Regions from separate parts of the Homo sapiens genome. Here all the other regions are linked to region 3. Evidence: chromatin contacts called from ENCODE Hi-C or POLR2A ChIA-PET data. All regions are on one chromosome and are shown on one strand. The core of a region is the stretch at or near the end of the contact, and the rest is flanking DNA. Distances in the headings are between cores, read along the strand shown.

The links. A loop is a pair of places that touch in the nucleus more often than their neighbours do. ChIA-PET counts read pairs that join two places held with the same protein, here RNA polymerase II (POLR2A). Pooled maps may share reads with other maps.
Region 1: a map of mammary epithelial cell shows a loop between it and region 3 (5-fold over the local background). The contact joins two enhancer-like sites. A Hi-C loop is called at or near these places in 2 of 168 maps with a recorded cell type or tissue (heart left ventricle and mammary epithelial cell), 1 of 37 single-sample maps with no recorded cell type and 1 of 50 pooled maps. POLR2A ChIA-PET finds 5 or more read pairs at or near these places in 9 of 52 experiments (GM12878, HEK293, HepG2 and 6 more).
Region 2: a loop to region 3 is called in a map of gastrocnemius medialis, with 4 times the contacts of the local background. The contact joins two enhancer-like sites. A Hi-C loop is called at or near these places in 7 of 168 maps with a recorded cell type or tissue (GM23248, IMR-90, adrenal gland and 3 more) and 3 of 50 pooled maps. POLR2A ChIA-PET finds 5 or more read pairs at or near these places in 5 of 52 experiments (Caco-2, H1, HepG2 and 2 more).

The regions. Positions count from the first base shown.
Region 1 is chr7:73,317,549-73,321,693 of GRCh38, forward strand. It overlaps TRIM50 (tripartite motif containing 50), which reads right to left. Exons shown (of 7, transcript NM_178125.3): 3 at 2,599-2,694; 4 at 1,274-1,504; 5 at 1,139-1,161. Among named protein-coding and RNA genes, the nearest start is that of TRIM50, 8.5 kb to the right of the region's middle. RefSeq lists enhancers at 996-1,889, 1,890-2,782. Within about 2 kb of position 2,128, at least 5 of the 41 ENCODE cell types and tissues checked have a DNase peak (open chromatin) inside an H3K27ac peak, as active enhancers do.
Region 2 is chr7:73,393,377-73,397,672 of GRCh38, forward strand. No RefSeq gene overlaps it. Among named protein-coding and RNA genes, the nearest start is that of FZD9, 38 kb to the right of the region's middle. RefSeq lists enhancers at 2,012-2,512, 2,513-3,013. Within about 2 kb of position 2,600, at least 4 of the 41 ENCODE cell types and tissues checked have a DNase peak (open chromatin) inside an H3K27ac peak, as active enhancers do; they include gastrocnemius medialis and psoas muscle, where a contact is called at or near this core.
Region 3 is chr7:73,355,818-73,359,824 of GRCh38, forward strand. FKBP6 (FKBP prolyl isomerase family member 6 (inactive)) reads left to right here. Exons shown (of 9, transcript NM_003602.5): 9 at 2,364-2,808. Among named protein-coding and RNA genes, the nearest start is that of FKBP6, 30 kb to the left of the region's middle. Within about 2 kb of position 2,279, at least 15 of the 41 ENCODE cell types and tissues checked have a DNase peak (open chromatin) inside an H3K27ac peak, as active enhancers do; they include gastrocnemius medialis and psoas muscle, where a contact is called at or near this core.

The sequences.
Region 1 (4,145 bases), core at 878-3,377, 38 kb before region 3:
GGTTTCACCATGTTGGCTGGGCTGGTCTCGAACTCCTGACCTGAAGGCATCCTTCTGCCTCAGCCTTCCAAAATGCTGGGATTACAGGTGTAAGCCGCCATGCCCAGCCTCTGTCCCTTCATTTAAACCCATGTCTTCTGACCAAATTGTCTCTAAGACTAAAAGAAATGTGAGAAACACGGAGTCTCCCATAAACAGGGAGTGAGGAAGGCTTGGGAACTGCACGTGTTCGTTTGTTGGGTCTAGAACATGGATCCACTCTCTTCCCACAATCTGCAGAGCAAGTTTCAGGCAGGGCTGATACTGCCTGCTGCGCAAGGGTGAGGAGGGTAAGCAAGGGATGCCCGGTGCTCCTGGATGTTGCTTCTGGCCATTTCCCACCTCTCCCAGCTCCGACTCCTGGTGATATCCTGCCTTACACCCAGCCACCCTGAACTCATAACCAGAGTCCACATGCCACTCCCCCTTTTACAGGACCGTTTCCTCGGCTTGCCTGGCAAACTCAGGTCCTGGGTCCTTCTCAGCCATCAGGCCTGTGCCCCTCTGCCAGGTCCCCCAGACACCTGCTCCTCCTCTAGCATTCTGTTTTGTTTTCTGAGACAGGGTCTCGCTCCGTCACCCAGGCTGGATCATGCAGTAGCATGGTCACGACTCACTGCAGCATCAAACTTCTGGGCTCAAGCAATCCTCCCGCCTCAGCCTCATGAGTAGCGGGGACTATAGGCACATGACACCATGCCCAACTAATTTTTTTATTTTTGTATTTTTTGTAGAGATGGGGTCTTACTACATTGGCCAGGCTGGTCTCGAACTCCTGGCCTCAAGCAATCCTCCTGCCTTGGCTTCCCAAAGTACTGGGATTGCAGGCATGAGCTACCCTCCTCTAGTATTTCTGTAGCTTGAGTGAACTTCTGCTGTTCTAGGTACCCACAGTTCACCATCTGCCTCCCCACCCATCTACGAGACCCTTGAAGGCAGGGACATGACTTTCCTCTGTTTTTCCCAGGCTCAGTTATAGAGCCAGCTGTGGGCAGCTGCTTGGGAGGCGCTGGTTAAACCGAATGGAGGAACCAGTGGAGCTGAGATGCCCGTGCCCGCAGCCACCAGACCCTGGCTGAGCTCTCTCCAAGGTTATTACCTGGAGGCCATGGAGTGGAACTTCTGGAAGGCAAGAGAGAGGGAGGTTAAGGCTAGAAGGTGGGAAGCTAGGGCACTGTTGGGAAGGGGAAGGCCCTGGCGGGTATGGGGATGGGACGCCTCCCTGTCCACTCACCCGGATGAACTTGTGGTGGTCCTCATTGCCGAACTGTTCCAGCACACACTCGGCTTGGGCCAGCCGCTCCCGGGTTCCCTGGGCCTGCTCCAGCTGCATGTCCAGGGAGGCCACCAGGCCACGGGTGTGACCCCCTATCCCCTCCAGGCAGCGGGCCTTCTCCTCATCCACCAGGTGGTGCAGCTCCTGGAACTCGCGGCGGATCACCCAGCTGAAGACATCCGACTCATTCTGGGACAGGGAGGGCTGGTCACTGCAGAGTCACAGCCGAGCTGCCAGGCTCTGTCTGGCTGGCCTCGGTGTCCCCAGGGCCTTCCTGACCGGGTTGGTCCTGGGACCTGAGTCTCAGGGGAGGCTGCATGGCCTGGCGCCGGGCAGGGAGTTCACCCCATGCATGGGGAGCCCTGGCGGTGGCCGTGGGGAGGGTGACCCCAGCTCCCGTTTCAAATGGAGAGGCTCTGTTTTGGCCTGTTTTAATTTTTTTTTTTAAGAGACAGGGTCTCACTCTGTTGCCCAGGCTGGAGCACAGTGGCATGATCATAGCTCACTGTAGCCTTGACCTCCCAGCCTCAAGCAATCCTCCCGCCTCAGCCTCCCGAGTTGCTGGGATTACAGATGCACGCCACCACACCCCACTTTGCCTATTTCAGCTATTAAATGTGCATATCCCAGAGTTCCACAACTGAAGGAAAGCAGGAAGGCCCTAGGCGAGCAGGCTTTGCTGTGAGGGAGCCAGAACTCCCTGCAGAACCCTGAGCTCCGCCTCCACCAGGCAGGGCTGGTACCGCCTGCCGCGCAAGGGTGAGGAGGGTAAATGAGGGAGGCTGAGTGCTCCTGGATCTTGCCCGGCTCCTGTTTCTGTTTCACAGCCACCTCCAGGGCCGGGGCACTATGGCTCCCAGCCCCATGTGCCTCTCACTTCGGGAGATCAGCCAGGGCCCAGGGCTGCCAGCCTCTCCACGCCTGAGCACCCAGGTACTGGGAGGGCACCATGACAGGCTGGCAAGGTCAAGCAGACACAGGTGGCACAGGGGCGGAGGAGTCATGCCCATGCTTTGAGCTGTTTACCCCCTGAGACTCAAGTCCTGGGTTATCTCAGTCTCAAGGACACAGAGGGCAAAAGCCAACTTGGAGCCAGTCCTAACGACAACTGGGTTGAATTCCCCTGAGAGGATTTGCGCTTTCCCCACCCCGCCCTGGGAATGCTTTGAGTTCTGGCTTTATATGGAAGGCATGGTTTTCTGTAAAGGACCAATGAGAACTGAGTTCTACAGGAAAGTGAAGGTGGCCGGTCCCAGGCAGGGGCAGAGGGAAGGGGCACTCACGACGATTCGGGTCCGGTTGTTCACCAGTTTGGCGATGAGCTCATCCACCTTTTTCTGCTCCTGCTTCAGCTCAGAGATGAGGGCTGCGAGCTCCTCCTGGAGGCAACAGGCCATGGCCCCATGAGCAGCTGATCCCTCCCCTTCTCAGCTCCTTGGATCACCTTCTTGGGAGTATCCCAATGGCCACAAGCACTCCCAGGGAAACCAGGGCGGGAACCAGAGCCACCCAGGTACCCTTGAGTCCAAAACAGGTTAAATTGTTCGAGAATAGTCTGGGCGCAGAAGCTCACGCCTGTAATTCCAGCACTTTGGGAGACTGAGGTGGGACTTCACTTGAGGTCAGGAGTTCGAGACTAGCCTGGCCAACATAGTGAAACCCCATTTCTATTAAAAATACAAAAATTAGCCAGGCGTGGTGGCATACACCTGTAGTCCCAGCTACTTGGGAGGCTAAGGCACGAGAATCGCTTGAATCTGGGAGGTGGAGGTTGCAGTGAGCCAAGATCATGCCACTGCACTCCAGCCTGGGTGACACAGTGAGACTCTGTCTCAAAAAAATAAAAATAAAAAATAAGATAAATTAATTCAAGAATATTCTAGGCTGGGCGCAGTGGCTCACGCCTGTACTCCCAGCATTTTGGGAGGCCGAGGCGAGTGGATCACCTGAGGTCAGGAATTCGAGACCAGCCTCAACATGGAGAAACCCTGTCTCTACTAAAAATACAAAATTAGCCAGGCGTGGTGGTGCATGCCTGTAATCCCAGCTACTCGGGAGGCTGAGGCAGGAGAATTGCTTGAACCTGGGAGGCAGAGGTTGTAGTGAGCCAAGATCGCGCCATTGCACTCCAGCCTGGGCAACAAGAGTGAAACTCCGTCTCAAAAAAAAAAAAAAGGAATATTCTAGGCTGGGCACAATGGCTCGTGCCTGTAATCCCAGCATTTTAGGAGGCCAAGGTGGGAGAATCACTTGAGGATAGGAGTTTGAGACCAGCCTGGGCAACACAGTGAGATCCCATCTCTAATTTTTTTTTAAAGAATATTCTGCATTGACAGCAGGAACTTCCCAGGCATAAGAGGGTCTCAATGTCACCCCTCTGCATGACATGGAGAGAGTCACTAAACGTTACAGCTACCAGAAGTCACCATGTGATGCTGGCACTTCCTGGATTGAATGCTGCCTGTAGGGGACCCATCAGGTGAACTCTGTGGTCACCAGCAGATCCAGAATTAGTGGGTATTTAATCAGGAGCCATCACAAAAAGGCCGGCGCCAGGTGAGGCTAATTCTAGGGCCAGTGGTGCTCACACGGGCCTGGGTTAAACCTGGTGAATCCCCACACCCATAAACACCTGAATCCATTCCTGGTGGGCTTGGACACAGCACGGATTTGCGACCTCCCCAAGCTGACATAAATGCACTTCTCCTGGACTGCCCGGGCCCCAAACCTGACCTAGCCTTGGGGGTGCCAACCGGGACCCCTGGACCACCATCTACTGCACGATTTGACCAGAGCCCCCGTCGGTTTGTACCCATGCAATATACAGAAT
Region 2 (4,296 bases), core at 1,350-3,849, 38 kb after region 3:
TGGGATTTCACCATGTTAGCCAGGATGGTCTCGATCTCCTGACCTTGTGATCCACTCATCTTGGCCTCCCAAAGTGCTGGGATTACAGGCATGAGCCACTGCGCCCGACCTCTTACCTGCTTTTCTAAGTCAGCATGCTGGCCCCCGCAGAGCTGAAAGGAGCTCTGTCCTGTTTGCATACAGACACGGGGCCTTGCTACTATAGATCCCTCTCTTCCCATTGGGGCTGGACTAGGGGTTTTGCTTCTTGGGGAACCGACAGACCTAAGTCACGTTCCCAACATGATGCTAATGGGAAGCAAGCAGAAGGTAAACAACTGTCAAATGTCTACTTGTGAACAGATTGTATAAACAGAAATATAAAAACTGAGCCACGTCAGGCAGAAGGAGATATCTGTGTTCTCTGCTGAATCCCAAGCCCTTCTTCCAGTTGCATAAGCGTTTGGGAGGTTGTCAATTGTGGTCCCAAAGGAAACAATCTGGGGAGAAGGTCAGGGCGGGTCCTTTTGGTTTTTTTGTTTTTTGTTTTTTGAGACAGAGTCTCACTCTGTCACCCAGGCTGGAGTGCAGTGGCACTATCTCAGCTCACTGCAACCTCAGCCTCCCGGGTTCAAGTGATTCTGCAGCCTCAGCCTCCCAAGCAGCTGGGATTACAGGTGCACGCCACCACGCCCAGCTAATTTTTGTATTTTTAGTAGAGATGGGGTTTCACTATGTTGGCCAGGCTGGTCTTGAACTCTTGACCTCAGGTGATCCATCCTCCTCGGCCTCCCAAAGTGCTGGGATTACAGGCGTGAGACACTGTGCCCAGCATTGATGTTCTCTAGAATGTAAGTGCCAGGTGTACAGGGACCTTGCCTGTCCTGTCCCCTGCTCTACCCCCAACCCAGGAATAACGCCTTTCCCATAAGAGGTCCTCCATGAATGCCTGTAGAATGAATGAGAGAATTCCCAGTTTAGAACTGGATAAGAGGGGCCTGTCTGTGGGTTCTGTGCTCATCAAGTGTTGTTTGTGTTACCAGAAAGGGGTCCAGATCCAGAGCCCAAGAGAGGGTTCTTGGACCTTGCACAAGAAAGAATTGGAGCAAGTCCAGCAAATGAAAGCAAGTTTATTAGAGAAGTAAAGGAATAAAAAAATGTGATGTGGTTTGTCTGTGTCCCCACCCATATCTCATCTTGAATTGTAACTCCCACAATTCCCGCATGTGCTGGGAGGGACTCGGTGGGAGGTAATTGACTCATGGGGGTGGGTCTTTCCCATGCTGTTATCATGATAGTGAATAAGTCTTACAAGTCTGATGGTTTTATAAAGGGGAGTTTCTCTACACAAGTGCTCTCTTGCCTGCCACCATGTAAGACATGGCTTCCACCTTCCACCATGATTGTGAGGCCTCCCCAGCCACGTGGAACTGTGAGTCCATTAAACCTCTTTTTCTTTATAAATTACCGAGTCTTGGGTATGTCTTTATCAGCAGTGTGAAAACAGACTAATACAGAATGGCTATTCCATAGGCAGAGCAAACCCCAGGGCTGCCGACTGGCTATTTTTATGGTTATTTCTTGATCATATGCTAAACAAGGTGTGGATTATTCATGACTTTTCCAGGACACGGGCAGGCCATTCCCAGAAATGACGGTTCCTCCCCCTTTTAGACCATATAGTGTAATTTCTGGACATTGCCATGGCATTTGTAAACTGTCATGGGGCTGGTTGGGAGTGTCTTTTGTATGCTAATATATCTGTGTGTGTGTGTATATATATATTTTGTTTTTGAGACGGAGTCTCGCTCTGTCACCCAGGCTGGAGTGCAGTGGCACGATCTCGGCTCACTACAATCTCCACCTCCTGGGTTCAAGCGATTCTTCTGCCTCAGCCTCCCGAGTAGCTGTGACTACAGACGCGTGCCACCACGCCCGGCTAATTTTTGTATTTTTGGTAGAGATGGGGTTTCACCATATTGGCCAGGCTAGTCTTGAACTCCTGACCTCGTGATCCACCTGCCTCAGCCTCCTAAAGTGCTGGGATTACAGGAGTGAGCCACTGTGCCTATACGCCATGCTAATATATTTTAATTACCATTAATGAGCAGTGAGGGTGGCCAGAGGTCACTTTAGTCGCCATCTTGGTTTTGGTGGGTTTTGGCCAGCTTCTTTATTGCATCCTGCCTCATCAGCAAAGTCTTTGGACCTGTATCTTGTGATATCGGACTTGCCGACCTCCTATCCCATCCTGTGACTTAGAATGCCTTAACCGCCTGGGAATGCAGCCCAGCCAGTGTCAGCCTCATTTTACCCAGCTGCTCTTCAAGGTGGAGTCACTCTGGTTCAAACGGCTCTGACAGTTACACAAAGGAAGCTCAGAGAAGAGTAACTCCTCCGAGGTCTCCTGGGGTGTGGTGTGGCCAGAACCACCGCTGAAGTCCAATTAAATGAATTACGTGCCTGCAGCCTCTGCCAGGACGAGAGCCTCTACCCTCAGCGCCCAGGGCATGGTGATGTTCTGCCAGGCAGAGGCCACTGCCCTGGAAGAGGGCCGGACTCCAGGACTCCAGAGAGGGTGGAGAGGGCACCTTGCCACCCGCTGGTTGGGCCGAGGCTGGACGCCCACACCCTGGACATTATGGGAGAGAGACGCTGGAGGCAGCTGTGTGACAGTCCTGAGCTTGGACACAAAAGGAATTTGGAGTTTTCCACTGTGATCTAGACCCTGGGTTGTGGTTGGAGAGACCCCAGTTCAAATTCCAGTGTGTAAAAACAGAGATAATAATAGCTGCTGCAAACACGTGTTGTGTGGATTGAATGAATGTGCTTATGAATGGCCCCTAGCAGGTCCTTCCCTACCGGCCCTTCCCAGACCTGACCCGGGGCCTGATCCCTAGGAAGGTTGCATCCCTGCACCCCCAACCAGGAATGGATCCTTCAGAGAGAGGCTGGGACACGGGAGAACTGGGTGACCAGGGCAGAGTGTGATCATGCCCCAAATAGGTTGCTTTTCCACCCGGTCACTTTTTCCCACGGTTGTTGACCTAGAGACAGCTGGAAAACTGGCTGGCCCAAGGGGAAGGGATGGCAGGGAGGGCACAGAGGGACACCTTGACCCTGTCCTGCCTCCCACCTCCCAAGGCGCCAGTCTTCTGGTGGGGGCTGCATCAGAGTGGAGGTCGGGAGGGCCTGGGATACTTAAGGCAGGGACAGTGGCTCTTGGAGCTGCACGGGGATGGGGAGTTGTTTAAAATGTAGCTCTGGGGCCAGGCACGGTAGCTCATGCCTGTAATCTCAGCACTTTGGGAGGCTGAGGCGGGTGGATCACCTGAGATTGGGAGTTCAAGACCAGCCTGGCCAACATGGTGAAACCCCGTCTTTACTAAAAATACAAAAAAATTAGCCAGGCATGGTGGCACATGCCTGTAGCCCCAGCTACTCAGGAGGCTGAGGCAGGAGAATTGCTTGAACCCGGGAGGCAGAGGTTGCAGTGAGCCAAGATCATGCCATTGCACTCCAGCATGGGCAACAAGAGCAAAACTCTGTCTAAAAAAAAAAAAAATGCAGCTCTGCACCAGATGCAGTGGCTCATGCCTGTAATCCCAGCTACTCAGGAGGCTGAGGCAGGAGGATTGCTTGAGGCCAGGAGTTCAAGACCAGCCTGGGCAATATAGCAAGACTCTGTCTCTACAAAAAAATTAAAAATTAGCTAAACATGGCAGCATGTGCACCTGTGGGCCCAGCTACCGCGGAGGCTGAGGTGGGTGAATCGCTTGAGCCCAGGAGGTCAAGGCTGCAGTGAGCCATGATCACACCACTGCACTCCAGCCTGGGCAACAGAGCAAGACCCTGTCTCTTAAAAAATACAAATAAATATAAAATGATCAATTAAAAAAATAAAATGTAGCTCTGGCCCCAACCCCAGAGAGTCTATGTCTTGGGGGGCTCAAAGCAGGCCCTGGAGCCTTTATCATAAGGAGCCTCCCCAAATGACCCTGCTGCAGACCCCAGGCTACACCGGCAGAGGGGTCTCCTCCCAGCTCAACCCTGGTTCCAGGTCACCCTGAGCTCCTCCCTTCCCTTCCGCCTCAGTTTCACCTGCTGTCAGATCACAGAGGAGCGAATAGCGCACTCGGATGCTTTTTAGGGGCTTTCAACTGAAGTCTCTCCGCCTCACAGTCCGCAACCGCTGCCGCCTCTGACTGTTTCTCCATCTTGACTTTGCCCAGGGATCTGTCCTGTCTCCTCTGCAGCTGGCCTGAGCCAGCCCAAGTCAGCCGTCTCTACCGGGCCCCTCTTCTCCAGCAGCTCAGT
Region 3 (4,007 bases), core at 1,029-3,528:
GTACTTTGGGAGGCCGAAGCAGGCAGATCACGAGGTCAGGAGATCGAGACCATCCTGGCTAACACAGTGAAACTCCGTCTCTACTAAAAATACAAAAAATTAGCTGAGTGTGGTAGCGGGCGCCTGTGGTCCCAGCTTCTCGGGAGGCTGAGGCAAGGAAGTGGCTTGAACCCGGGAGGCGGAGCTTGCAGACAGCAGAGATCGTGCCACTGCACTCCAGCCTGGGCGACAGAGCAAGACTCTGTCTCAAAAAAAAAAAAAAAAAAAAAAAAAAAGTGAGTGTATATGTAACTTGTCCACAAAAAGAATTATACATTTTGTACTAGAATATATTTTTATTGCATTTTGAGTGTTTTCTAAGTTAACACAAAGAGAACTACGTCGTTTTTAAGAAGTGGCTGGATAGCATTCCATCCTGTCAGGATATGGAAATGGTTTTCACAGTGATTAGTAGGCAGGTAGGTAGGTAGAGATTAGATAGACACACAGAAACATGGTCATGGAGCTATCCTCACGCCTGACTTTCCTGTGACAGTCAAAGTCCTATCACTGGTTGTGATGGGTGTGTCTTTGCCTGAACTAGGTCATGCTAAACTGACCTCTCCAGTGGCTGTACCAGTTTGTTCTTGGTAGTGTCTGAGAGATTCCATTCCGTCGCTTTGCCATCATTTGGATTGCTAGACTTTTTAATATTTGCCAGGTTGGTGTATCTCAAATAGGATCTCATTACTAGCATTAGCAGTTCCCTGACCAGGTCTCTGTTCACATGTTTCCAGACTGAGGTGGCCTTTCTGTAAATTGCCTAATTGTTTCTCTATAACCAAACACCTTTCTGATGTTTTTAAGTTATTTTTGATAACTCTGTCATTAATTCTGTGAGTTCTATCAGCAGTTTCACTGCATGCATCAGGTATGTGATACCATATGCCGGTAATGGTCATTTTGTCTTCTCCTCTTGTATCTTTTTTGTTTCCCCTCACAAGACAGAGTTTCACTCTTGTCACCCAGGCTGGAGTACAGTGGCGTGATCTCGGCTCACTGCAACCTCTGCCTCCTGGGTTCAAGCGATTCTCCTGCCTCAGCCTCCCGAGTAGCTGGGATTACAGGTGCCTGCCACCACGCCCAGCTAATTTTTGTATTTTTAGTAGAAACGAGGTTTCACCATGTTGGCCAGGCTGATTTTGAACTCCTGACCTCAGGTGATCCCCCCCAGCTTGGCCTCCCAAAGTGCTGGGATTACAGGCATGAGCCACTGTGCCTGGCCCTCCTCTCATGTCTTATTCAGAGCCTGATGGTGCGGTGCATGCTTCTAGAACAGTAGCGATGGGTGTGCCTCATGACCGTAATGGAGCTGCTGCTCGCTCCACCGTTAAACACCATGCTGACTTTGGCTGAGCTGTATTTTTTTCTTATCATGTTATGGAAATGTTTGTTTGTTTTTGTTTGGTTTGGTTTTTTTTTTTTTTTTTTTTTTTGAGACGGAGTCTCACTCTGTCACTCAGGCGATCTTGGCTCACTGCAACCTCTGCCTCCCGGGTATAAGCAATTCTCCTTGCCTTAGTCTCCCAAGTAGCTGGGATTACAGGCACCAGCCACCACGCCTGGCTAATTTTTGTATTTTTAGTAGAGATGGGGTTTAATCATGTTGGCTAGGCTGGTCTCGAACTACTGATGTCAAGTGATCCGCCCGCCTCAGCCTCCCAAACTGCTTTGATTACAGGTGTGAGCCAATGCGCCTGGCACCACCTCAGTCTTTACTTACTTCTGTCCCGTTGCCTGTGGTTCTGGAAGTCTGACTGGAAAGGGGTCTGTTCCTGACACCCCACCTCCTCTTCCCTCTCTCAGGTGCTGGCTCCTTTGGTTGTATTGGGGTAGGGAGGAAAGAGAAGGGAAAGGGTAGCTCACGCCTGTAATCCCAGCACTTTGAGAGGCCGAGGCAGGCAGATCACTTGAGGTCAGGAATTCGAGACCAGCCTGGCCAACATGACGAAATCCTGTCTCTACTAAAAATGCAAAAAAAAGTATCCAGGCGTGGTGGTGCGTGCCTGTAATCCCAGCTACTCAGGAGGCTGAAGCAGGAGAATCACTTGAACCCGGGAGGCAGAGGTTGCAGTGAGCAGAGCCTGTGCTACTGCACTCCAGCTGGGTGACAGAGTAAGGCTCTGTCTCAAAAAAAAAAAAAAAAGTTTCCCAGAGCCCATCTAGTAGGGCCACACGGTGATGGCATCTGTCTCTTGGCTCCTGTGTGGTCACCGGCCATGCCCTTCCCTGACCTCAGCTGCTAGCCCTCAGCACATGTGACTGTGACGTCGTGTGGCAGCTGCTGAGTCCTGAGATGTTTTTAATGGCTGTTTGATTCCCAGGTTCTTCACCTACCAACGAGGGGAGAGAGCTGTGGTTCTCCATCATTGGGGGAGTGGAAGGGAGCTCCCAGCGCAGCCGTGGCAGCCACCTTCCAGGAGCAGGGGCTGGAATGTCCTGTGGCCGCATCTCTCATGGACGCGGCTGAAACGTGTTTTCACAGGTGCTGTTTTCTGTTTTCCGTGTTCGTAACAGAAGGGAGGGGAAAGCGCAGCTACTGACAAGTAGAACACTGCTACTTTTTTTAAGGCAGTTTCTTGTTTTTTTAGACGGAATTAGTCCTTGGCTTCCCTCCCAGTCCCAGCCCTGCTTCCGGCTGCGAATGTCCCTGAGTCAACACCAATAGAGATTGCTTTGTGTATTTTGTAGGGTTCTCTGTTTTGAAGACAGAATTATGTTACAAATGTTTTTGTTGTAAATAAATAAAACACTTCCTTGTCCTTGCAAGATCCAGTATAAGTGAATTGCGTGGACTCAGCTAAGCTTCCAGAGTCCCCAGGTGGGCAGGGGGAGGCCATTTGCCAGTGGGGCTGGGGCTCAAGCTCTGGAGCCAGCGGTTCTGATTCACCTGATAACGAAACGCTGCACACCAGGCTTGGGGTTCCCTAAGCCCGCTCCCAGTGTGGGGAGCTGATGCCAGCAGCTTAATGGAAAGTTGAAGCTACTTCACCCTCCCATACCCCGACACCCCGGGATCCTTGTCCCACACAGCCCTGAGGCCACCTCACCCTCCTGCGCCCCGACACCCCGGGCTCCCTGCCCCACACGACCCTGAGGCCACCTCACCCTCCTGTACCCCGACACCCCGGGCCCCCTGCCCCACACAGCCCTGAGACCACCTCACCCTCCTGCACCCCGACACCCCGGGCTCCCTGCCCCACACAGGCCTGAGGCCATCTCACCCTCCTGCACCCCAACACCCCGGGCTCCCTGCCCCACACAGGCCTGATGCCACCTCACCCTCCTGCACCCCAACACCCTGGGCTCCCTGCCCCACACAGCCCTGAGGCCACCTCACCCTCCCGTACCCCGACACCCCGGGCTTTCTGCCCCACACAGGCGTCTCTGAGCCTTTCCCAGGGTCCCACGCTCCCTCATGGGGCTGAGGCAGGAGGCTCCCCTCCCCTGTTCTGCCCCACCTCTCAGCCTCCATGAGTACCCACAGCTGTGCCTCCAGGTCTCCCCCACAGTGCCCACACTGCCCCGAAGCCTTTCTCGACCCCGTGTCCCCTCTCATTAGCCTCCCTGACCTTGGTCACCCTCCTTCCTCAAGGGTGCCGTCTACACTGGCTTCTCCACTCTCAGCCAGTGACTCCTTGCCCCGCTGCCGTCCCATCTCGCTGCTGATCTGCTCGGGCCATGGGATCCAGCAGGCATTTCTTTGTCCCGATCGGACCTGACTTTACTACTCTGAAACTTCCTCCTCCCCAAGACACTGTCTTCCTTGAATTTCCAAGCTTCCAGCTCCGGGATTTCCTGGCTCCTCTTTTGGGAAGGCTGCCCATTGCTTGTACTCTCTTCACTGCCTGCCTCCCGCCACCCCAAAAACACTTCAGAGCATTTCAGATATAACCCAGCGGCGAAGGGCTGGGAAAGGGACCCATCCAGGCCATGGGTCCTTCTCGAGGGCTGGGCGTGCTGCCTGG